Regions from separate parts of the Homo sapiens genome. Here regions 1, 2, 3, 4 and 6 are each linked to region 5. A link is a loop called in an ENCODE intact Hi-C map of the cell type or tissue named here. Cell type or tissue: heart left ventricle. All regions are shown on one strand.

The links. Peaks named below come from ENCODE experiments on the same cell type or tissue, not always from the same donor. Only the 100,000 strongest peaks of a DNase experiment are listed, where the experiment ranks them.
Region 1: it touches region 5 in a loop (10-fold over the local background); 109 of 110 quality-filtered maps call a loop at or near these places.
Region 2: it touches region 5 in a loop (4-fold over the local background); 6 of 110 quality-filtered maps call a loop at or near these places.
Region 3: it touches region 5 in a loop (2.9-fold over the local background); 9 of 110 quality-filtered maps call a loop at or near these places.
Region 4: it touches region 5 in a loop (6-fold over the local background); 78 of 110 quality-filtered maps call a loop at or near these places.
Region 6: a loop joins it to region 5, with 5 times the contacts of the local background. A loop is called at or near these places in 12 of 110 quality-filtered maps.

What each region holds. Positions count from the first base shown.
Region 1 is chr1:175,153,244-175,157,243 of GRCh38, reverse strand. KIAA0040 reads left to right here. Exons shown (of 4, transcript NM_014656.3): 4 at 1-258. Among named protein-coding and RNA genes, the nearest start is that of KIAA0040, 38 kb to the left of the region's middle. RefSeq lists an enhancer at 2,798-3,297. In heart left ventricle, CTCF peaks have their summits at 1,990 and 2,195 (motif pointing left); a DNase peak (open chromatin) is centred at 2,183.
Region 2 is chr1:176,072,097-176,076,096 of GRCh38, reverse strand. All of the region lies in intron 11 of COP1 (COP1 E3 ubiquitin ligase), which reads left to right. Among named protein-coding and RNA genes, the nearest start is that of MIR1843, 110 kb to the right of the region's middle. In heart left ventricle, a CTCF peak has its summit at 2,351 (motif pointing right); no DNase peak of the experiment used is centred here.
Region 3 is chr1:175,266,021-175,270,020 of GRCh38, reverse strand. No RefSeq gene overlaps it. Among named protein-coding and RNA genes, the nearest start is that of KIAA0040, 75 kb to the right of the region's middle. RefSeq lists an enhancer at 1-1,083. In heart left ventricle, no CTCF peak of the experiment used is centred here; a DNase peak (open chromatin) is centred at 2,200; H3K27ac peaks cover 2,313 bases.
Region 4 is chr1:175,027,599-175,031,598 of GRCh38, reverse strand. No RefSeq gene overlaps it. Among named protein-coding and RNA genes, the nearest start is that of MRPS14, 6.2 kb to the right of the region's middle. In heart left ventricle, a CTCF peak has its summit at 1,705 (motif pointing left); a DNase peak (open chromatin) is centred at 1,688.
Region 5 is chr1:175,317,727-175,321,726 of GRCh38, reverse strand. It overlaps TNR (tenascin R), which reads left to right. Exons shown (of 23, transcript NM_003285.3): 23 at 1-4,000. It overlaps LOC105371623 (a long non-coding RNA gene), which reads right to left. Exons shown (of 4, transcript XR_001738302.2): 2 at 606-745. Among named protein-coding and RNA genes, the nearest start is that of KIAA0040, 130 kb to the right of the region's middle. In heart left ventricle, a CTCF peak has its summit at 1,896 (motif pointing right); a DNase peak (open chromatin) is centred at 1,926; H3K27ac peaks cover 1,895 bases.
Region 6 is chr1:175,219,577-175,223,576 of GRCh38, reverse strand. No RefSeq gene overlaps it. Among named protein-coding and RNA genes, the nearest start is that of KIAA0040, 29 kb to the right of the region's middle. In heart left ventricle, a CTCF peak has its summit at 1,695; no DNase peak of the experiment used is centred here; H3K27ac peaks cover 531 bases.

The DNA.
Region 1 (4,000 bases), 160 kb after region 5:
GGTCCATCAATGGCTTCTTAAAGGAAAAGGGGGGAAATAGCAAAAACCTAAGGAAGAATGGACCTTTGAGTTAAATCCAGTGTTTGTTGGGAAAGGAGGGATCAAAAACCTCTATAGTAGCCACTAGGGCAAAAACTGTGTGTATGTGTGTGTGTAAGTGTGTGTACACTGTTCAATATGGTTCAATATGGTACCAATAGCCACATGTGACTATTTAAATTCATTGCAATGAAATAAAATTAAAGGTATACTAGCTCAGCTATGTCTGCCATATTTCTTTTTTCTTTTTTTTTTTTTTTTTTTTTTGAGATGGAGTCTTGCTCTGTCATCCAGGCTGGAATACAGTGGTATGATCTTGGCTCACTGCAACTTACACCTCCCGAGTTCAAGTAATTCTCATGCTTCAGCCACCTGAGTAGCTGGGATGACAGGCATGTGCCACCATGCCCAGCTAATTTTTTTTATATTTTAGTAAAGATGGGGTTTCACCATACTGGCCAGGCTGGTCTTGAACTCCTGGCCTCAAGTGACCCGCCAGCTTCCCAAAGTGCTGGGATTATAGGCATGGGCAACTGCGCTTGGCCATGCCAGCCACGATTCAAGTGCTCAGTAGCTACACGTGGCTAGCGGCTGCCATCCTGGACAGCATAGGTCTATGATCTTGGGGGCAGGGTCAGACACCTGGGAAAAACAGCCATGCTGACTGGATTTCAAGGAGGGCTTAAGAAGGAAGGCCTAGAGCACAGGTGGACTCTTTGCCTTATCTCGCCCAAGGCAGGTTATGTCTGTAGTTCAGATGAGTTCATTCCTGGGCTCCCTTCCCCATCACCACACACTCATGACAACCAGAGAACAGAGACTCTTCATTCAGCTCCTTGTTCATCCACCCAGGACATTGCTAAACATTCTGGTGCAGAGGAGGAACTGATGCTCAGAAACCATCTGGGAGGGGAGCAGCTGCTGCACCCCTGAGGGGATGCCAGTGCTCAATGCCTGCAGCCGCACCTGCCCCGGCTCCATCCTGGCCTTGGGGTATAATATGGATTTGGACAATGAATGCCATCACGTCCTTAGCATTCTCAGTTTATCACAGCACTCTGCACTGGCCCCTTGCCCGTTGACCTTAGTAGTATTTCCCAATTCAAAGTCACAGGTTTACTGGACTGGAAAAAAATCCCTTCAACCCGCTTTCTGTCTTAGACTCAAAGGGTTGTTTTCAAACACCTGTGTGGGCAATGTCACACTATATTTCTTCAGGAATGGCTGTGACTGTGTACCTCCAGCCCTCTTTTGAGGCTGTTCATCCCATTAACATTTCTGACTGTTTACTATATGCCAAGCACGCTAGGTGCCAGTGATACTAAGTTGTCCTAGAGGGGCTCAGAACCTGGTAGGGGGGCACAGACAAGCAAACCATGACAAGACAGTGTGGCCATTGCTTCCTTAGAGGGAAGCTCCCAGGCTGGCTTCAGGACAGGCCGGGGGAGATCGCCTAGGAGGTGTCTAGAGACTTGCACAGGAAGAAACTGAGAAAGGAGGGCCCCAGCTGCACAGTCTACAAAGGCAAGTGCACCCTGGAGTAGTGATGCAGGCAGACAGGATGATGGGGACGATTCAGAAACCATCAGGGCTCTCTGGAAGCCATAAGTGCAGTGAGCTAGGACTCATGACTAGGGTTGTCCCAACCCTGATGCTAACTCCGACTCTCACTAGTTATGTAATTTGGACCCATGGCTTAATCTCTCTGTAAGACTTACCTGCTAAATAAAGCTAATGAGAGTAGCTACCTCATAGGGAGCATTAAATGATCGTGTGTACAAAGCATTTAGCACAGGACGTGGCTTATATTAAGTGCCCAATAAATGTTACTTATTATTATTAAGGGTTGAAGGAAAACCGTGAGAGAGCTGTGTCCTAGGAACCAAAGGAAAAGAAATTTCCAAGAAGAAAGTGATGGTCCATAGAGTCAAATGATGCAGGCAAATCGAATGAGATAGGGATTGAAAATAATTAGCATTTTCTATTCCCCATGGTGTGATGTGTTCCCTAATTTCACCACATACTGCACTATCTACAGGATTACCAATACTCCATGGATTAAGGTCTGCAGATTTGCAGATTAGGCAAGGCTGCCTAATTATCTGTCCCGCCTCTGCCCACAACGAAGTCGCCCCAGCTTGTCAGTGCCACCTGGTGGCCAGATCAGGAGAAAGCGTGAGTCAACATCTTTTTCACCTTAGAAGTGTTTCCTGGAGAACATCCATCTAGCTAGTTCACCTGTTCTCAAATTAAATGTGCAAAAGAGTCACCGGGTTTTATGTGAAATTCACAAATCTGTCAGGGTCCGGAATGCCGTGCTCATGTGACATATGGGGGATTTCCATAAATCATAGGTCTCAACTGTTGTTACAAACATATTTTGGTGAAGTGTTCTATATATAGCCTCACTACAGTAAAGCTTCCCTAACCACACAAGTCTTGCCCATTGCAGTAAGACTAGACCACATTGCAATTGTGTGTTGCTTCTATTCCCAGCACCCCACCCCTATTTTGACCCCCATTAGAATTAGCTTTATGAGATTAGAATTAGAACTGTCTTATTCACTAGTATATCTTCAACACCTAGCATGGAGCCTGGCACATACTATATGCTAAATAAATGTGTTGATTGGGGGAAATAAACACTGAGGTGTTTCTTAAAAATGCAAATTCCCTGTCTCTCCCTGCCCTTCTGGCTGATTATTAAGTCTAGGGTGATGCCAGACAACCTGCTCTAATAAACACCAGGTCAATGCAGGTGGTCCCTGAACCACACCTTGAGAAATACTATCAAAACAACAAAAGAACTGTGTACGGTCAAATAAGTTTGCAAACACTGCATAGTATAACTTTCCCACTTCACCCCCTTGGGATCTGCAACGCATTTATCACATTAAAGTTTCTAGCAGGTGCTGTAATAAAGAATTTGGTTTAACTCCCCTTAAAATTTTCCCAAATTTATTTAACCACAAGCCTCTTTTTCTTTTAGCACATCTGGAGGAACAAAGATTCAGGGGCCACCATTTGGGAAATGCTGCCATGGAGGGCTAGTACGCACTCCACACATCCTTTGCTCCTGACTTCCATGGAGGGCTGGTGCGCACTCCACGCATCCTCTGCTCCCGTCTTCCATGAAGGGCTAGTGCGCACTCCGGCGTCCTCTGCGCCTGTCTTCCATGGAGGGCTAGTGCGCACTGCGGCGTCCTCTGCTCCCGACTTCCAAGGAGGGCTAGTGCGCACTCCACGCGTCCTCTGCTCCCATCTTCTATGGAGGGCTAGTGCACACTCCTGGCATTCTCTCCTCCCATCTACCATGGAGGGCTAGTACACACTCCAGGCATTCTCTGCTCCTGTCTACCACGGAGGACTGGTGCGCACTCCACCGTCCTCTGCTCCCGTCTTCCATGGAGGGCTAGTGCGCACTTCGACGTCCTCTGCTCCTGTCTTCTATGGAGGGCTAGTGCGCCCTCCAGGCATTCTCTGCTCCTGACTTCCATGGACTGCTAGTGCGCACTCCGATGTCCTCTGCTCCCGTCTTCCACGGAGGGCTAGTGCGCACTCCGGCGTCCTCTGCTCCTGTCTTCTATGGAAGGATAGTGCGCATTCCAGGCATTCTCTGCTCCTGACTTCCATGGAGGACTAGTGCACGCTCCACGCGTCCCCTGCTCCCGTCTTCCATAGAGAGCTAGTGCGCACTCCACGCTTCCTCTGCTCCTGACTTCCACTACAGACTCAGTCAATGTCATCTCCAGAGGAAACTGTTTCTGCAGTGTATACAGATTCTCACTAACCTTTATGAACCTTTCTCTTTTACTCTTCCCTTTCTCTTTTACTCTTCCCTTTCTCTTTCTTCCATTTGCAACCCATAATAATCCTGTTGGTGGCTATTCATAGCAAATATGTTTTAGAGCTGCTAAAGAGACATCTCTATCAAAAGAAAAAAAAGAAAAAAAGAAAAAGT
Region 2 (4,000 bases), 750 kb before region 5:
TCCAGAATTTCGTTAGTGTTCTGCCTCCATGATCTGTCTAATGGTGTGAGTGGGGTATTGAAGTCCCCTACTATTTTTTTTTTTTTTTTTTTTGAGATGGAGTTTTGCGCTTGTTACCCAGGCTGGAGTGCAATGGCATGATCTTGGCTCACTGCAACCTCCACCTCCCAGGTTCAAGCGATTTTCCTGCCTCAGCCTCTTCAGTAGCTGGGATTACAGGTGCCCACCACCATGCCTGGCTAATTTTTGTATTTTTAGTAGAGACTAGGTTTCATTATGTTGGCCAGGCTGGTCTCGAACTCCTGACCTCTTGATCCACCTGCCTCGGCCTCCCAAACTACTGGTATTACAGGCATGAGCCACCGCACCCAGCCTGAGGTCCCCCACTATTATTGTGTGGCTAAGTCTTCTTGTAAGCCGAGAATAACTTGTTTTATGAATCTGGGTGCTCCAGTGTTGGGTGTGTATATGCTTAAGTATTTTAAAGCAAATCTCAGAAACTTATCTGCATCTCTTAAAATGGACATTGTTAAACCACAGGGCTGTATCACATCTAAGCAAATTAACAGTAATTCCTTGGTATAATCAAATTGCTACTTTGTGTTCAAATCTCTTAGAACGAATAACCCTAAAAAGATGTTTTTTGAGGCATATCGGGAATTTGGTAAGTTTTAACGTGTCAAATATTGCTAAAACTTAACATGCTTTTCATTTACAGGACTAAGATTTGAATTTATTATGTATATGAAGATCTTAAAATTTAAGCCATTAGCTAAAGAAACTATTGGAGGAGATCTTTTATTGTATTCTGTCAGCTGTTTAACTCAGTAATGAGTAAGACAAAAATCATACATTCCTTTATTTTTCTGTATGTTGGCACTTGACTGAGTAAAATTTGAAAATGCAGCAGATTATGGGGTGCATTTTATTACATAATTTAATTAACAAAAAATCATTGATAACGTAGTGCAGGCTAGGCCAGACTAGGCATATAGTCATGAACAGGCCAGACGTGTTACTTGGATTCAGGAGAGCTCACAATCTTATTTTAGGGCCCTTATAGATAAGAAATAAAAGAATAGTTTATGAAACAGTTTACTTTGGAGCAACATATTAGCATTCTTACTTAAATTCTTAACTATGTTAAGAATGTATACTATGCTTTTAAGGACTTCAGAAATGTAGATTGAATGTGAAATGGCAAAAATAAGTATCAAAGTTTATTTATAATATTGACCTGATATGTATGCACTTACCTGTAGTTATGTGACTATACAAAGAGTAATAATCTTTTTTTTTTTTTTTCATTCCTGAAAGCCATTTTAGCTTGATTTTGGGGAAGAGATGGTTTCATTATTGCTTTTTTAAAGCTTGATTTAATGTAGTGTTGAATTTTTTACAATTGCTAATAAACCCTAATCATACTGACATTTATGTGAAAACATTGTGCATTCTGAGGCAGAAATACATTCTTAGGAAGACCTAAACAAGATCTTAGTTTGGAAATACTTACAAATTGTGGTTAGATTAAAACATTTAGACTAATATAAGAAATTTTTAAGATACCTCTGGTTGGGCCGTCTTGCATGCTACATTCGTTTTTTTTCTATTAATTACACCAAATTAATGTTTTTTAAAGAAAAAATTCCAATTTTAAAGTTTCTTAGGCATGAGAGATGAAGACTAGCAAGAAAGGATGATATGGCCAAAGAAATGAAGGTGTGAAAAACTCTCACAGCTCTGTTGATTTTTTGCTTTTCTTACTTTCTTATATTCAAACACATCATTGATAATAAATTTACTTCAACGCCTTCTAATTCCTCCCAAAAAAGGAAATTTAATTAATTTCTTTCAGAAAGAGGAATAAAGAGGCCAGGTGAGGTGGCTCACACCTGTAATCCCAGCACTTTGCGGGGCCGAGGCAGGCAGATCACTTGAGGCCAGGAGTTCCAGACCAGCCTGGCCAGCATGGTGAATCTCCATCTCTACTAAAAATACAAAAATTAGCCAGGCATGGTGGCGTATGCCTGTAATCCCAGCTACTTGGGATGCTGAGACAGGAGAATAGCTTGAACCTAAGGGGCAGAGGTTGCAGTGAGCTGAGATCACTGCACTGGGCAACAGAATGAGACTCTGTCTCAAACAAAGAGGCCTAAACAAGTATTTGAGAAGGCAGATAATGTTGAATTTGGTGCATTATTTTGTTACTTTGTAGAAGAGATAATTATTCTTACTGTAAAATTGCATGACATAATGTTGGTCACTTACTGCAGTGATAATCTGAGAGAAAAGGCCGAACCAGAAACGTATTTTTCTTCCTTTGCTTATTTGGAGTTAAGACCATACCCTTCAGTCCACAAGGTGGCAGCATTTGTTTACTTTGACAGTATCTCGACTATTAAACAATAGACAAGGTACGGAATTGGTGACATACAGTGAAGTTCACTCTCATAAGTAGAAGATGGTCCTAGGTTAGCAATGGCAAGGAACAGGAAAGAAGACAGTTAATTGCATTCTTTTTACACACAGCAATAATAGCATATTTTGCATTTTTTATTCTATTAGGTGTTCAGTGTCCACCAGAGAGAAATAGTTTGAAACTGTATAGTTTAAACTTAATATACTTAGTAGTGATGGTTGTCTTTTGAATTCCGAGTTTGAATTTTGTACAACTAGATTGTTATGGTAAAAATTGTTAAACATTCTACCTCTAGAGAGTTTTTCAATATTTTTACTTATGTTTGTTCAAACTGTTGGAATGGAGTTGTATCAAGCATTAGTAAATTCCTAAGAAGAAAATAGTTATCTATGGTGGCATTCATTGATGCTAGAATAGTCTCTGTACTGGTAATGTGGAGTGTGTTACCTACTCATTTTTAGACAACATCATAAATATTTTACATCAATTCCCTAATTCATTTAATCCTTGTATCAACCCTGGGTAGCAAGATATTGCTATTAACCTCATTTTACAGATGAAAAAAACTGAGATAGAAATTTTGTAACTTGTCCAAGATAAACCTAATGCCAATAATAGACAGAACTGAGATTTGGATACAGGCGTACCTGAATTCTAGTGCTCTTCTATTCACTTAAGGATTTATTGAAACTTTGTAAAGTTTCAGAAAACACTTTTCCTTTGAGACACCCAGAAGAAAAAGAGGAATTAATTCTTTTGAGGTTCTGACACTGTGTATCCCTATTCCTATAAGGAGGTCAAAATAATGAATATTTTTTATACTAATTTTTGACGTATAATTCTGCACCTTAGATGTCACTTTACCATAGTTTGAAACTATTCAAATTAAACTTTATGTTTCTATGATAGTTACAAGGATCATTTTTGCTAAGTTTCAATTTATAATTGCAGCAAATGTGGATCCAGATTGAGGGTAACTTTTAATATGTTCCTTATTGTAGAGTGCTTGTGAGCTTTAAATTTATACTTAAAAAGACATCTCTAGATAATTATTGACTTGTTTTCTAAGGAATGGATATGATTTTTAAGACTGCCAATGTACTTTCCCTTTTTGTCAGAAGGTATTTCCATTATTGTCTTAAGCGTTATTGACCATCTGGGGTTGGTTGAGAAATGAGATGAATGGGAGTGCAGAGGGAGGGATTTCCTTCCCAAATTTTGCCTGGGATCAGTCTTTTAAAGCAGTTATTTTTAAAGCTGTGTTTTAGGCTGAGAGATTCATCTAGGCAGGGGCCTTACCTGTCTTATTTCTTGCATATTCCTATGTCTGTAAATATTTGTTAAATGAATGCATGAATGAATGAAAATTTGTTTTACCTGCTGGGAGAGGATCCAGAGTAAGTAGGACTCTAGCATTTGTCCATATATGTCCACATATTTGCTTGTTGAAAAATATTCCTTTGAAGAAATAATCCTTAGGCTATAAAAGAAGTTTGTGAATTACCAATGACATGTGACAGAAATATAAATTCATGTTAACAACTTAAAAAGGAATGCAAGATTGTCAGCAAGTGTTGGTGA
Region 3 (4,000 bases), 52 kb after region 5:
GGCCTTTAACCCAAGTTTGGACAACTATCCTTGCTCTTTACCAAGAGGAGTCTTTAAGCCCCTATGTTTTAGGTGGAGCTCCAACCCTTCCAGGTTGGGTCTCTAACCCAATTTCATTCTTTACCTGGTATAGAATATACCCCCACCACTTACCCAAAGTTGGCCAATTGGTGTTGCAGTTTATTTCCTTTGGGTCAGGGGTCTCTTCATTAGTCCCTTTGTGGTTCACCAGGAGGAAGTTACCAGAAAGTTGTCCCCATCAAGACCCCAAGAGAGGGTTCTTGGATCTTGTGCAGGAAAGAATTCAGACCAAGTCCACAGAGGAAAGTGAATACGTGTTTATTTTAAAAACTAAGGGAATGTAAGAATAGCTACTCCATAGACAGAGCAGGGTGTTCCTGAAAGTAAGCACAGGAATGCACCCACCTTAGGTATAATACTTGTTTGTATATAAAGACAAATCATGGGAGAGATGTGCTCTGCCACAAGGATTTGGGATAAAGTATTGCTAATCTTTGTGTAACTACTATCTTTCACAAGAGTCTATATTATTATCTTTAAAGCAAAACTTGTTCTTAAACTAGGAATGCTTTTGTTCTCAAGATATCAGGACATCAGGACATTGCCTGGATCTGTTTCTGTTCCCTTAACTGTAAATACCTTGTGACTAAGATACCTAGCCTCCTGGGAATGTGGCCCAGCAAGTCTCAAACTCATTTTCCCACCCCTATTCAAGATGGAGTTGCTCTGCTTCAAACGCCTCTGACAAGCTGAGTGATTAAGGCAGAAAGGAAATTATTGAAGGATATTGTGTTACTCATGGAAGTTCCAGGAGTGTCAGAATCATCTTAAATGCCACCCACCCAAGAAAAACGTTCAAAATTCCCTCATATAACTGATTCTGTGAAGGCACAACTGTTGCTTTTACCAGGCACAGACTCAACTGCTTGTCCCACTGGCAACACTGATGCTGGACATTGGCCCCTGCTGGCTGCTGGAACCATTACCATGAGCCCTGGAAACTGGATCTAGCCACCACAGACACCATTAACTTCACCAAGATAGCTTCCTGGTGGCCCTGGCTCTTTGGATTCCTACCTTCTAAGTTACAATCTGCCTTGGATGGAACTCATGAATCATCATGTATCTTGAGTCATATGCCTATAATCTATCTAGAAGGAAGGTTAGAATGGTATGTAAGTTCTACTGAGTGAAGAGGACTCTGCTCTCTGCCAAAAAGGAGAATGTCTCAAGATAAAAGGAGAAGAGTTGAGTAGTCAGCCAAAAAGAATGACAAATGTCCAGTTTCCCAAAATATTTTTTATCCTCCCCAACTTCCTTACTTCATATTCAGTTAGACTTTGCTCTCTCAACCTCCTACAACACATACATTCCACCTCCTCTGTCTAGTACAAATGTTAAGGCAAAATGAATTTTCAGAAACTAATCTACAAATAGCTGAGACTCTCCAGCAAACATTATAATAACATGTTATTTAATGAGCCAAGCTGCCTCAAACCTGTGGAGCTACCACTGCTGGCAATGGCTCAGGTTTGAAAGTTACAATCAAAACTTCACGTGTTTTTTTGGTTTTGTATGCCCACTTCACCACCCTTGCCCCAAGTAACCCTTCTAGGCATTAATATACATGTTTACATTTTTAAAGATAATTTTATTAGTTTTCTCACACTTAAATTAAAAATATGCCTCCTATCCTAACCTCCCCCCACCCCTACACACAGCTGGCTAGGTCAGTGTTGTGAAATTAGGCAACACTTTCTTCAAGAAATTCTTGGGATTCCTTGAGCATGTTTTAGGGAGCATCTTAACTGCCCAGAAATATTAAAGGACTCTAAAGTGGCTACCCAATAACAGCCCTGCTATGCCTAATGGCCAAGAACAAAACAAACATATAAGTGAGCTTAGTGGTAGAATAGGTCTGGGATTTGGAGGAGTGAATGTTCCAGGGGAGTGTGATGTGGAGTCTGACATCACCCAACCAAACTCCTCTTAGCTGAGCTGTCCACTCTGGGAAGGCATGGGCTGTAGGGCAAAGGAGAGACTGTGTCACTGAAGTTCAACAGCTGTGCTCTGCAAAACACTCCAGAAAGAGCTGATTAGCAGAGAAAGGCATTCCCCCATGGACGCAGAGGGAGAAGCATCCTAAAGCCATCAGGCCAGCTGGAAGAATACACAGCATCCCTGGCTGACCAATGGCTGTGGAAGTCAGAGCTGCTGGCAGAGGCTCTGCTGACAACTGTGAGAAACTGCTGGCCCCCCACAGATCCCAACCTAGCATAACCCCAGGAAACCAAGGGAACATTTGAGATGCACAAACATCTGTGAGAGCAGCCCCAGAAATATTTAGGAAGAGAAACTCCTGGAAGCAAAGGGATCTCTGCCTGTCAAGGATGTTTAGGCTCTGAGCATTGATATTTGGAGTATTACTGTAAATCTGATTTGACTTCATAGCCAAAGATAAGTAAGATCTGGGTCTTTCAGTTACAAGTGTTGAGGTTCCTTGTTTAAATTTTGATACACTCTTTGAGCACCCAGCAGCTCAGGAGTATCACCTTACCCATGCACCCCAGTTTATAATTCCTTTGTAGGAAGTATGCTATTTTGTAATACATATTTGGTCTTCATCCTATTTCCTGACATTCATCTCCTAAAACCCTTGGAAATCTCTGGTGTGATGAGTGTCTTTTGTATGCTGAGATGCCTGGTAGATGGGGGCACCTTGAGAGCTTCAGGATGGGGGTTAGTCACCCGAAAGACCATGGCCTAATTAGAAAGTTGGGTCCCCCTAATCTCTGGGAAGAGGAGGGAACACTGAAGGTTGAATTGGTGACCAATGGCCAATGATCTAATCAATCATGCCTACTTAATGAAACCTACATAAAAATCCAAAAGGACTGGTTTCAGAAATCTTCAGGATAGCTGAACACATGAAGCTTCTTGGAGGGTGGCACACCAAGAGACGGCCTGGGAGCAATGTTCAGTGCCCCTTCTTCTAAACTTTGCCCTGTGCATCTCTCTACTAGCTGTTTTTCTGTATCCCTTGTAATACTCTTTATAATAAATGGGTAACATAAGTAAAGTGTTTCCTTGAGTTCTGTGAGCCACTCTACCAACTCAAAGAGGGGATTATGGGAATCCCCATTGATAGCCAGGTGATTAGAAGCACAGACCATGCTAGTATCTCAAGGGTGGGGGCAGTCTTGTGGGACTGAGCCCTCAACCTGTGAGATCTGACGCTATCTCCAGGTAGATAATCAGAATTTAGTTAAACTGTAGGACACCCACCTGGGTTCTACTGGACAATCTACTACAGAATTGCTTCGTTGTATGTGCGGAGAAATCCCCACACATTTTGATAAACAGAGGTGCTGTGTTGTATTAAATGTGAGAGTGGACAGTAGGAAAAACAGTTTGTTTGTTTGTTTGTTTGCTATCCTTTGAAGAGGGAGCTTTATAACAAACTCCAAAAACAAGCTTCAGATGGAGCCTCCAATTCACCCTCTATTTGCATATGAGGCACAGCTACACAATTTGAAAGCAGTCCTGTAGGTTGAGAGTTCACAACCCATACCACTTTGGAAAAACTGAGGTAACACTTAGATCAGATGGGGGACAACGTCAAGGCAAAACCATTAATACACTTCATAGGAGACCCCACCCCACTTTAGTCCTCCTGTGTATGGCTGATTTGGATAGAAGACCCTCCAGAAGAAGAAGGTCCTCTAGTCCTTTTTACCTTGTACCAGTGCTACTTGGGCTCATGAACCATCCCTTTGCTATAAACTTCTTGAGAGCATGATTCATATTTGCTCCATGTTTTATCTCTATAACTCCTAGGATACTGTAAATAAAATAGTCTTCCCTTCTCTGCAGTTTTGCTTTCCATGACTTTAGTATTACCTATGATCTGAAAATATTAAATGGAAAATCCCAGAAAATGACAATTCATAAGTTTTAAATCACGTGGCGTTCTGAGTAG
Region 4 (4,000 bases), 290 kb after region 5:
ACACCATGCACACACCCCACTCAGCCTCCACAGCTGCCATTCCTTTTGCCTGGATGTCCTTCCCCCAGAGCCTCCTAGCTCACTCCCTCACACCCTTAAGGTCTCTGTTCAAATGCTGGCTCATCAGAGAGCCCTTCTCTGACCACATTAGGTAACAGTATCTCCTACCATAATGCTCTTTTTACTCTGCTTTTCTCTTCATAGCATGTCTCCATTTGACACATAATTATTGATTTGTGAATGGCTCTTCCCCTTTCTCCACTACAGTGTAAGCTCCATGAGGGCAGGGACTGTGTATCCTGCTGTATCCCCAGCTCCTAGAACAGTATCTGACATGTAACAGGAACGTTCAATAAATGTTTGCTGAAGGAATGGATGCTTACTAGCTCAGATTGGTACACGTGGAGTTGAAGGAGCTCTGGCACCTGGGCGAAAAGGCTCATTGGAGATATAAGTGTGGACTGGGAAAATGCAAGTGGCTGAGATCATGAGAGCCTGTGACCTGGGCTGGCTTTGCAGGTATGTCACTCATGTGTCACACAGCCCCTGCCGTTCTTGTGTGTTTGTGTGTGTCTGTGCATGTATCCCCATGCCTTCAGGAGAGCCCTGTGCTTGGTTTAATGTTCTACTGTCACTATCTTGAAATTCTGAATCATTATGTTTTTGAATTTGTGTCTTGTAAGTGAGGTCCAGTGGGACAATGGAACATCTGCATGAGCAGAGGGGACACATGTGCCCATCGTTCCTTGCTGCTCCCTTTGTATGATGCCCCATCCACATGGAATTCTGGTGGCCCCATGATGTATGGGAGATTAATGGGACTCAAAGCGAGTCCAAGGTAAGAGTACTATGTCTATGACTGAGTCAGCTGGGGCACTGGCAACCCCAAGAGGCCACTAGAACTTGCTTCCTATACATGAAGGTGTTGACATTCTAAAAGGACAATAGTTCCTTTTCCTTTCAGTCCTCTCTTACTCATGAGTAAGCCAAAGTCAGAAGGTGCTGGTAGAATGCACGTGGATCAAGAAGTAAAATAAAAGCAACTGAGTTAGTTTTATGCAATATTTTCACTGTTCTGGTAAGAACAAAACACAAAGGCATATACAAGCAACAAAATAAAAATTGTATAATTTCACTGATTCTGCCTATGAGTTAAATGCTCTTACATTTGCACGGTGAACTGGCATTCCCCAATATGACGATGAGTGGTAAAATTGATGCTAATGATTTAAAAGTACATTTAATGATTTTGTTTTTCTTTACTTAGAACATTAATAGAAAATTTAAAAATCCCATAACAAGTCCAGAGTCCAGGAAAGAAAGGAAGAGGCTTCATATTTTACTACCTTTAGCAGCACTTTTTTCCCTGCTTTTTGAACAAGAGGCCCTACATTTTCCTTTTGCACTGGGCCCTACAAATCACATAGCCTGTCCTGCCTTTGACTCCCACGGAGGCGGCAAACTCAGTCTCAAACACAGGTCCCACTTGACGATAGGCGAAGTGTCATTATTTTATTTGGGGGACAGCTGTGTGTGTGTGTGTGTGTGTGGTGTGTGTGTGGTGTGTGTGTGTGTGGTGTGTGTGTGGTGTGTGTGTGTTCAGTTTGCATCAGGCCCTGTGTGTGGGAACCGAGGATGGCTGTGTGTTGGAACGCAGATGTAGTAATACTGCCATCTCGTGTTCAGCGTGGTGCACAGCACATAGCTCCAGGGAAGGCTCACAGGCATGGGACCTGTGGCTGCTTCCGGAAGTGCTAAGGCCATCCACACTCTAAGGCCAAACCGGTAAACCAATAGGATTGCTATTCCGCTGGTAGCCTTTAATGAAGGCAGATGTGTAATGAGAACAGAGGTTTCACCCACTATCCATCACACCATTTCAGAGCCACGGTTGAAATGCGTGTGTGTGTGTGTGTGTGTGTGTGTGTGTGTGTGTGTGTGTGTGGTGCATGTGTCCCCGTGCCTTTCGCTCTCCTTCCACAGGTTCTTTTCCTTTATTATCGCTTTCTTCCTCTTTGTAGTTCCCTCTCATAGCCCAAGAAATCTGGTTCTTTTGAGCCATATCCAGCTCTCACGTGGAAGGCCCATGATGAAGCACCAGGGGAGTGCATTGGGGCAGGTGTTCAGGCCCAAGGTTGCTGGTGACTCAGCTGAGGCCAGCTAAGAACAAGCACACACCAAGTAAACATTCTTACTGTGTGGCACCAGAAGCTGCAGTCAAGTTAGTTTTGTAACTTGCCAGTTATAAAATAATGAAAAGGAATAATTAATTAGTCCTCTCAGAAAACAGAGAAGTTAAGGAAATGATCATTCCTGTATTAGGTAAAGATTAGACACCAAAAGGACAGTTTACTTGATGGCATACACAGAAGCCAGAGAAATGAAGACGAAGGGAAGAGTGAATGGCTTGGTACTAAATATGAACGAAGCAAGCATCCCTGAATTCTTAATTTCTTGCTGCTTTGGTCAGGGTTCGGCCTGTGCCTGTCCCCAAGAATAAGCCAAGGATATTGATGGGGACCAGGAATGACCCCTTCCTATATGCACCTTGAAAAACAGATTTTTCAAATACTTTGGGTGAAATAATATAAATATAAAAAGACAAGAACAGGTTAATATTTTTAAATCAACTTCAACACATATGTGAATCTAATAGTATAAATTATAGAGAAATTGGAAAATTTTAAAGACCATAAGAATAACCAGTAATCTGCTCACTCATCTCTACTCTTAATATTTAAGAGTAGCCTTTTTTAATCTGTCTATTCTATACCTACACCTGTATCTGTAAATATATATATATATATTTTAAATTAGAAACCCATCAGATTTTTAAATTTAGGATTATAACTTGATTTCTTCATTTAACCCTCCACTTACTGTTAAGTTATTTATTTGTTGTTATAGATAAGACAATGATAAATGTCCTTTTATATAAAATTTAGAGTTTCTCAGTATTTCCTTGGAATAAATTCCTCAAAGTGGCATAATTGGATCAATAGTTACAAACTTTGAAAAGACTTGCCAAATTGCTTTGCAGACAAGTTATGCCAATTTATATTCTTATCACTCGACTATGAAATTACCTATTTCCTCACACCTCTGACAATGCCGAATTTTTTTTAACCTTTGCTAATCTGCTAGCTTAAATAGATCTCATTATTTTAATTTGCATTTCCTTGGAAACTAGTGAGGTTGAACACATCTAATGTTATTAGACAGTCTGAAAATTGTCTACTAAGATTTAAAAGTGTAAAAAATATATTCAGCTAGGCATGGTGACTCACATCTGTAATCCCAGCACTTTGGGAGGCCAAGGCAGGTGAAATGCTTGAGCTCAGGAGTTCAAGACCAGCCTGGGCAACACGGTGAAACCCCGTCACTACAAAAAATACAAAAATTACCCAGGTGTGGTAGCCCACACCTGTAGTCCTAGCTACTTAGGAGGCTGAGGTGGAATCACCTGGAGCCCATGAAGCAGACTGAGGTGAGCTGAGATCGCACCACTGTACTCCACCATGGGTGACAGAGTGAGACCCCATCTCAAAAAATAAAAATAAAATAAAACAATAAAAATTAAAAATATATTCATTTTTATTTTCTTCTGTTTTTTAAGCCTTTGTTAGTATTTACCTTTTTATCTAAAATTTGATATGTGGTAAGAGATGAAGATATAATTTTTCCCAAATCTTTACCCAGTTGTTCTAGCACTAGTTGTTTAACAATTTTTATGCTTCCTTTAATACATAACCAAATTCTAATTGCACTGGAGTTTCTATCAGGCCTATCTATTCTATTTCACGTAACTGTCTGTTGATTTTGGCGCCAGTACCACATAAGCTCAATAACTACGGCTCTATAATGTATGGTATATTAATATCTGGTAGGGTAAGACTATTCAGTACTTTTTTGTTTTCAAAAATGTCATGGGGTGTGGTGGGTCACACCTGTAATCCCAGCAATTTGGGAGGCCGAGGCAGGAGGATCTCTTGAGCTCAAG
Region 5 (4,000 bases):
AACTGTGGGCCTACTTCCCATTTTATGAGATGCACTGTCTTCACTAGCACAATTTGATCTTAAGCCCAAGAGAGCTAGATGCTCTAGAAGCCGTGACCTTTCAATTTCTCCTCCAAATCCAATATCAGCAACCATCCCCGCAACATCTGCCCAGATCCATGCCCAGTTCCCTGAGCTGTCTTCTCCCTTTCCTCTCCCATTCCTCAAGGCCCAGCACCATTTTCTGTAGTGCCTATGTTTGTCTGACCAGAGCAGTGTGTACCTTTGCCAACCAGTTACTGGATGAGCCTTAGTGTCGGCAATTTTCTAATGGAAATATCCTCACTCTTACCAAGCTTTGAGAACCAAGATGAAAAGTCCCTTGGGCTGACCATCAGGCCTCGGACCTCATGGGGATGCAGCCAGCCACCATTGAATGGAGGCGCTTCCCTTGCCGCAGGCTTCTAGGCTTTGTTCACTGCGGCAGTGTGGATGTGACAGGCATAACCCTGAAAAACCTAGGCACCACTTGCATTTCTCAGTTAACCATGGGCTTCAACAAACTGGGAGGAGGAAAAAACAGAAACAGATCCTTTCAACAAGCATGTAAATTACAGAAGACTTACCTAGAGACGGGGCAACAATGAATAGTAGGAAGCACATTGCATGGGAAACTTGAGGGCCGAGGTACAGGCCAACAGCTGTCATCTTAGCTACGACATGACATCGGCTGGGTTGTTTCACCTCTCTGGGCCAGTTTCTTCATCTGTCAGATGAGAGATTAGACTAGAATGAGTTCTAATTTCCCTTTCAGTTTTGACGGTCAATGATGCTAATCTGTGATCTGAAAACCTAAGTAGAAATTGGCATGGTGGGACAGCACAATTAGGTAATGAAAATTCACTAGACTCCCTGTTTAATGAGGAAAGAAGGAAAGAAGGAAGGAAGGAAGGAAGGAAAGAAGGAAGGGGAGGGAGGGAGGGAAAGAAAAGAGAGAGATTGATTCAGGAGTCATAAGTAAAACACACACACACACACACACACACACACGAAAATACTGCAGAAAAGATCATGCCGAGTGAGAGGCTGAACTCTTTTTGTCCATAAAAACAGAGACCAGGTACCTGGGTGGTGCCAGCACGCCCACTTCATCAAGGAAGTTGAAATGGAAAAAGATTATGTGTTGTCAATTCAGGTGAAAGTCAAGAAACATCAGTGGAAACAAAAATCTTCCTTTTATTGAAACCATTCTACACTATGGAACATTTTTATAAATAGTACCAGCGGCATTGCATAGCTTTATTTTGAAGCAAGAAAGAGACTTCAAAGATCAGCTTATTCAACCCTCTATAAAAGGATTTATAGATTCCTTTTATTTAATAGGGTGATTTTCTCATGAGTTTTCACCATGTTTAAAAGACACTGTGCCCCACTCTCATCCCAAGGTCTATGGTCAACTTGACTCAATGCTCATAACTTTCCTCGCTGATTCCTGCTTATCCTGCTCCTCCAAGCACAACTGCATTTCCCAAAGGTAGATCCAGTAAGCAATACTCTCAAAGCACCCACCCTATGCACACCAGTTTCCCTCAAGGGACTCAAAAGGAATCGAGGTAGACCCTTCTCAGAGGCTGTTTAACTACAGACACATCAGGATATGTACTAATACCCAAAACCAAAACCACCACCAATGACTGCAATAGATTCACTGTCTAGACCCAAGGTCCAGGCAGTTTCCCTTTTTTGCATTTCCCCAACATATAAAGATAATTTCCAACATATCAGATGCACATTCACCAGGGTTATTTCTGGAAGGTGAAGGGGTCAGGTGTAGAAGAGGTGGCAAGAATGACAAGTCTGTGGAAAACTGTTGGCCTTGAGACCACAGTGAACTGGTGGAAGGGGACTTGCTAAGTGTGGCCACAAGGTGGCAGTCACCTCCTGAAACCCCGTGTGAAACGTCAGCGGGGTTGAGAAAGGCCACGTCTCCAAGTTTCCAGGAGAGCCAAACCAGGACTCAGGAAAACCGGCCAGCTGATTTGTATGGGAGATTGATTTGTAAAAGAACAACAACAACATATGGCAGCAAGGAAATGCAAAGCAAACATCTACAAATATTTGAATCCACCTGTCCCTCACCTACCAACTTCCCCCTCTACTACTCATAAAGTGGTAGGACTCCTAATGCCCCGCTTCCTTCCACCTGAGAACCAACCAGCACCCTGATATTTCAAAGCCAGACCTAAAGAACCATGGTTGCCAATAACCTCAATGCCAAACCAAACAATCCTAATCACATTTTTACTTTTCAAATCCAGTCTCAGAGCAGAGCTGTAGATTAAGGGACAAAAAGTCATTGTGGAATCTTTTCAAATAGCTCTTGTAAAAGCATCAGTTGGGAAAGAGTTTATGAGTTCCTCTTTGTCCTCTCCTCTGGAGAAAAGACAGAACATGCAAGAACACTAGATACACCAAGCTATGGGTGTTGAAATAGACTAGCTGGTGACCTGGATTTGCAAATACCCTAGGGACATGAAAACATTTTTTCTTTTTCTTTTTCTTTTTTGTAACCTCCACCCAGAATTTCAGGAAAGGTGGGGCCACATGCCCAGGATATATGGTATTCTACTGCTTGCTTTCTTATCACCAGAATACTAGTCAATCTGATTTCTTAGTTCCATGTCTTTTCTTCCAAGGAGGTAGGGCATGGGGTTGGGGGACACTTTCCGCCTTCCTTGCATCTCACTGTCCACTCTTAAATTTTTATTAAGAAACCTCTGAAAGATTCAAAATTCAGTTCAGTTTCAATAATCCCAAAGAAGTTGGGATAATTTGTTTTCACTTGCTTCAAACTTGCCACGGCTGCAGGAGGAGTCTCAGGACCTCAGAGGAATGGGGCAGATGTGTGAAGTCTGGGAGTCTGCCTCCCACCCAGATGCCAGGAGCTGCATACTCAGCTCTGCCTCACTTCCCTGATGGTCTGCTTTCATCCAGGTTACCATGACAGAGAGGGTCTATCCTCTAAAGAAAGCTGAGTTACAGGCTGGCCCCTGGGGTTGTTCCTGTAGCCTCTCTTTGACCACATTCCTGAAGATGTTTAGCTGAATGCCTCCTCAAACCTTTGCTTCTTCCATAACCCAATCCTACACATATGTGATAAAGCTTTCTTCAACAATACTGGGTCATTTGGACACTACCAGTCCAGATGAGAACTCACAGACCAAATGAAAACTTTCAAAAGCAAGCAGGGAAAGTAACTCCTATATGCTTTAAGATGATGTATTGGTGTAGATTCAGGTCCAATTTGAAAAAATGTCTCTGGTTCTTTCTAATTGTATCCACTCTGGATTTGTTTATGCCAGTTCTACATTCATCAAGCCTTGAGAAACAGGTGGAAAGAAGAAAAATATAAAATTAAGAAGAAGCTGATGGATCATTGGAGATTCAAAACAAGCCTTCTACCGGTGGCACCACACTGAAAGGCAGAGACAAGGCAGGAGCGGCCATGGGAGAGGAAGCAGCATTGGCTTCTCACGTTCTGGCCTCCAGCCTCCCACCAGAGCTTCTGCCATTCACCCACTTAACTTGAGGAGAAACTAAGGCACCAAGGCCTGTCACTGCACCGAAAACCAGAAGCAGAAGGACTTTCTTTCTTTGCTCAACCAGTTCTGCCTGGATCTGACTTTTGCGTCACCAGTAGTCACAAGCCTGATTTGTCATCTCCAGCATTCTGTTTATTTTTTTAAGGTCAATCTTTGCCTGAAACATGACTTCATTGCACCTGCAGCACTTCATTGTCCAAATGTCCTTGGCAAACCTCACAGTCTTTGGACAGTGTTGCATTTTCTCCAAAGGGGAAATCCTCTCTCCTTCCTCAAGCTTAATAAGGCTCTTGCAGTGCATCCAAATAACACAGCTCTTGTTCCTCAGACACACTCAGCCCCCTCTGATAACTTCATAAAACAGCTCCTTATTGTCTGGGCCATGAAGCCAGGCTAATGCTAAAGTTCCAGTTCAAAAA
Region 6 (4,000 bases), 98 kb after region 5:
ATACAGTTGTTCATATAGGAACATGTTTTCCCTAGCTCTGACGTTTCTCCCACGTGGAGGGACGTCCATTCATTGACATTCCTGGCCCTTCCCACCCTTCACCTGTTGATGAGTTGGAGGGAAGCACCAGAAAGAGTCATCCAGCCCCTTCCTCTATTTCTTCTTATTCCCTTCTGCCTTCTTATGTTCAAAGTCTTACCTGGAAAAATGTCCCCTGCTGGGACAGGGTAGGCAGGTCTGCCCAATCCTGTGCTTAAATAGCAGGGTCATTTTTTTCTCACTGTAAGTTGCTTCTTCCCACTTAGGCTCTAGCATTAATAAAGATAATATTTTTTCTCCCTCTTTAGTGTTGTGTCTCCTGTTCAGAACCCCAGGCAGGGAGGAGGCCCCCAGGCAATGCATGTGTCTTGACTTCACAGCTGCTAAAGTGTGCCTACTTAATGAATAGCCCAAGGTGGGCCCTTGGACAATGCCCAAGAACCGTGGAGTGATGGAGCTGAAGTGGTCTCAAAGGTGTCGAGTCCAGCCCCGCTTGGTACTGAGGAAGATTATTACACTTGCTTCTACTACATGGGAGGTCATGAGGAGCAAATAAGAACATATATGTGAAAATTTCTGTAAAGCCCATTCTGGTATAAAATGCAAGGCGGAATTACTATTGTGGCTGCCGTAATCCTGTTGATGTGAGATCCCAGATACCCACCCCACCAAGCTCCACCCGAGTTGTTCCAGGAGTCCTCAGAACTGACCTGCATGTGCCCTCCACCATTTAGATCAGTGATGATTTGGCTCCCACAAAGACTTCCCATAATAGCCTCATCACCCACCAGATACTAGCTATCTATGGCACCATATGGAGGAGAATGCCTCCCTCCACATGTGCAGTTAGGAAGTGTTTCAGGACTACCAAAGCAGAGATGCTCCTGCCCCACGTCTTGGGAGTTTACACTCGCAGCTAGTTCTCTCTCTCGCTAGGGCATGGAGCCAGGACTGGGACAGGCGTGCCTGACAGACACTGGGCTCACACCGTCACTCCTCCCCTCAGAAGTCTAAGGCCCTGTTATGTGGCTGAGATCGTGGTGCTTGGTTTCTGCCCCCATAGGATGAGGAGTCTTCCAGTAGATTCCTGAGTCCCTGCCTGTCTCACTGGACCAATTCGCCAGAGATGCCCAGACATGTCTGAATTCCAGTGGTGGCTACAGCACACCCTGCATTATAAATGGTGATTGACATGAGCAGGCCTCAAGTCCCCCTAAGGCCATTACATTCATGCCCTCAATAAAGACAGTTTTCCCAATCTTATACTCGGTTCCTGGCCAAACCACTTTCAAACCTGACTTTGTGGCTTCCCTCCCTCTCCTTCCTTCTCCTCTCTTCCATCACCTCCCTCTCCTTCCTTCCCTCCTTCACTTATCCAGGACAAGGAGGTGGGGTTAGAGGGGTGAGATGTGGAGAAAGGCAAAAGCATGACTCAACCTGAGGATATTTTTCCTCCACTGCTCAAGCAGATAAGTATTTTATAGTTTGCCAGTCCTCAGAGAAAGTTGGGAGCTTTTTGGTTTTATCCCATACTTGTGTGCACTCACCTCCTTTGGGGAAAAGGAAAACATTCTAGCAGCACAAAGCAGTCCCGCCCCCACGGAAAGTCCTGCAGACTTAATTCACAAGCCCTTGGAATTCCTGTAGGTGGGGCCAGGAGACTGGTGAGTCTGCAAAAGGAACGGTGCACCTTGCTGCTGCCCGCTTAAGCTCTCTGCCGGAGAGCAACTCTGCTTCCGAGATGGCAGCAGCAATCCCATCTCTAGCTTCCAGCTCCCATTTGGTGGAAAACTCTCTGCACAAAAATCTCACCCTGAGCCAGCTGGTTTCCTTCTTTCCAGGTCGTTCTCTAGAGAGAGGGGTGAGGGAAGAGGACCGAGGAGGAGACGGGTATTTAGAACATGAAAAGGGTCAAGAAGGGTTTTGTTTTCTTCCCAGAAGGACTGAGCTCGCAGAGCCTAGGAATTCCTCTTTACAAGCTGGGAGGATTGAGGCCACAGCCGACCAAGGGATGCTATGCATTTGGCACTGATCATCCCTCATCTGGACCATAAGAGGCCTGTGATGCCTCAACCTCACCCCTGTTGCCGGAACATATGTGGCAAATGCTGTGACTGCAAATTCCTAAGGAACAGGGCGTTGGAGCAAGTGAGGCCTTACTCTGGGTGGGAGTTCAAACCAGGAGACACATCCGGGAGGACACGGTCCAAGGGTGATCTGGAAGGTGCCCAAGGGAGTTCAAGAGGACCCTGGGACTAGGAGCCTGTGTTGGGGCACAGTTTGATGTTATACTTTCTCCCTTCCCAGCTGTCTTCCCCACTTTGACAGAAACAAAATATGAAGCACTGTGAATGAGTATTAGTCCACAAACTTGGTTGTACAAGAAATGTCCTACAGCTTTATTTACTTTCATTTTAATGTGCCTCTGAGTCCCATTCCCTCCAGTCTGGTGGGAAATCCAGTCCGGTCATTACTGCAGCCCCCACCTACCCACTAGGGTTATGCAAGGGGCCCGGGGATGCTTAGGCTACCCAAAATATTTGGCAGGTCCCCGCCTGCCTTATAACTGGTGACTGCATTGTGCCCGCCTCGTGATCCCTTGGAATTTGACCTCCCCACCACTTTCATGTAAACCTAGAGAGGGACTGTGAGCCCCAATCCTCCTGGGGCCTACGGTCCTGCCCCCTTCTGAAATCTCACCACCTCCCCAAAGACATTGTCAGGGAGAAGAGCAGGGGTCCCCACTCTTTGTGGGACCCTCTGATCATTGAGAAAAGGAGTCTTCCCCTGTCTCCTCTCTTACCTCTTTCCCCTAAAAATTCCCAACCTCTCTCTCTCCTCCCTCCAAAATACTTAGCATAGTATCTGCAATGAATTTAGGGCAATGACTCCAAACCAGAAGCTGGCAGGACAAATAATCCTGCAGATGTGATTTATTTGACTAACACAGTATTTGAACAATTTTAAATAAATTGCCACATCAGGAGAGAATACCTAACATATGAATTTCTGGCTTTTCTTGAAAAATAAGAAAATATGAAAAACTAGGTACTTTTGATGAGGTCTGAGTTTTCCGTTCATTCAGCAAATATTTATTGAGCACCTATTTTATGTGCCATGTGACAATCTTCTAGGCCCTGGAGCTATCACAGTGAACAAGACAGATGAGATTCTAGTTTTCACGGAGTTTACATTCCATTTTATGTTGGAGCGACAGAAGCAGGGGTGTGTGTGTGTGTGTGTGTGTGTGTGTGTGTGTGTGTGTGTAGCATCTTGAAGGATAATTAGAACTAGATGGATGAGCAAAATTTAGATCACATTTGGGAGACTAGAATTGAATCTCTAAATGAAAGACAAAATCCTTCTTCCAAAAACTTCCTTTGCTGAGTTATCACAAAGCCATGATAATTAAGTTCCTAAAAACATTTCCCAGAGTGACATTGTGTCCCCTCTTCTACTTGGTTGCATTGCTTTTCCTGCAGGCTCCACAGGAAGGAAGTTCCTCATGCAGCCAAGCTTGCTTAGAGAACCTGAAAGATCTTCCCTGATACAGTTGCTAAGGGTGAGATTCAAGAAAAGGGCAGGAGAGCTGAACTCAAGTAAAGCCCTGAAAAGGCCTGACCTAGAAAGGGGAGGGGCAGGATGACTTCCCGAAACCCCCACTATAGTCTATTAATTCATTCAACAGACGCTCTTCTAGGTGCAGGGGATGCATCAGCAATGCCTGCTTTCATGAAGCTCATATTCTAGCAGGTGATGACAGAAAATAAATAATAAAGCATAATAAATCAACTGGATGGTATGGTAGAAGGAGATAAATGCTTTAGAAAGAAAATATAGAACAAAATAAGAGAGATCAGCAGTATTGGCAAGAGAACCAGTCACACTTTTAATAGGGAGATCAGACAGTTGAGTAAACACCGAAAGAGCTGAGGGAGATGAACAACCTAGACAGAGGTAA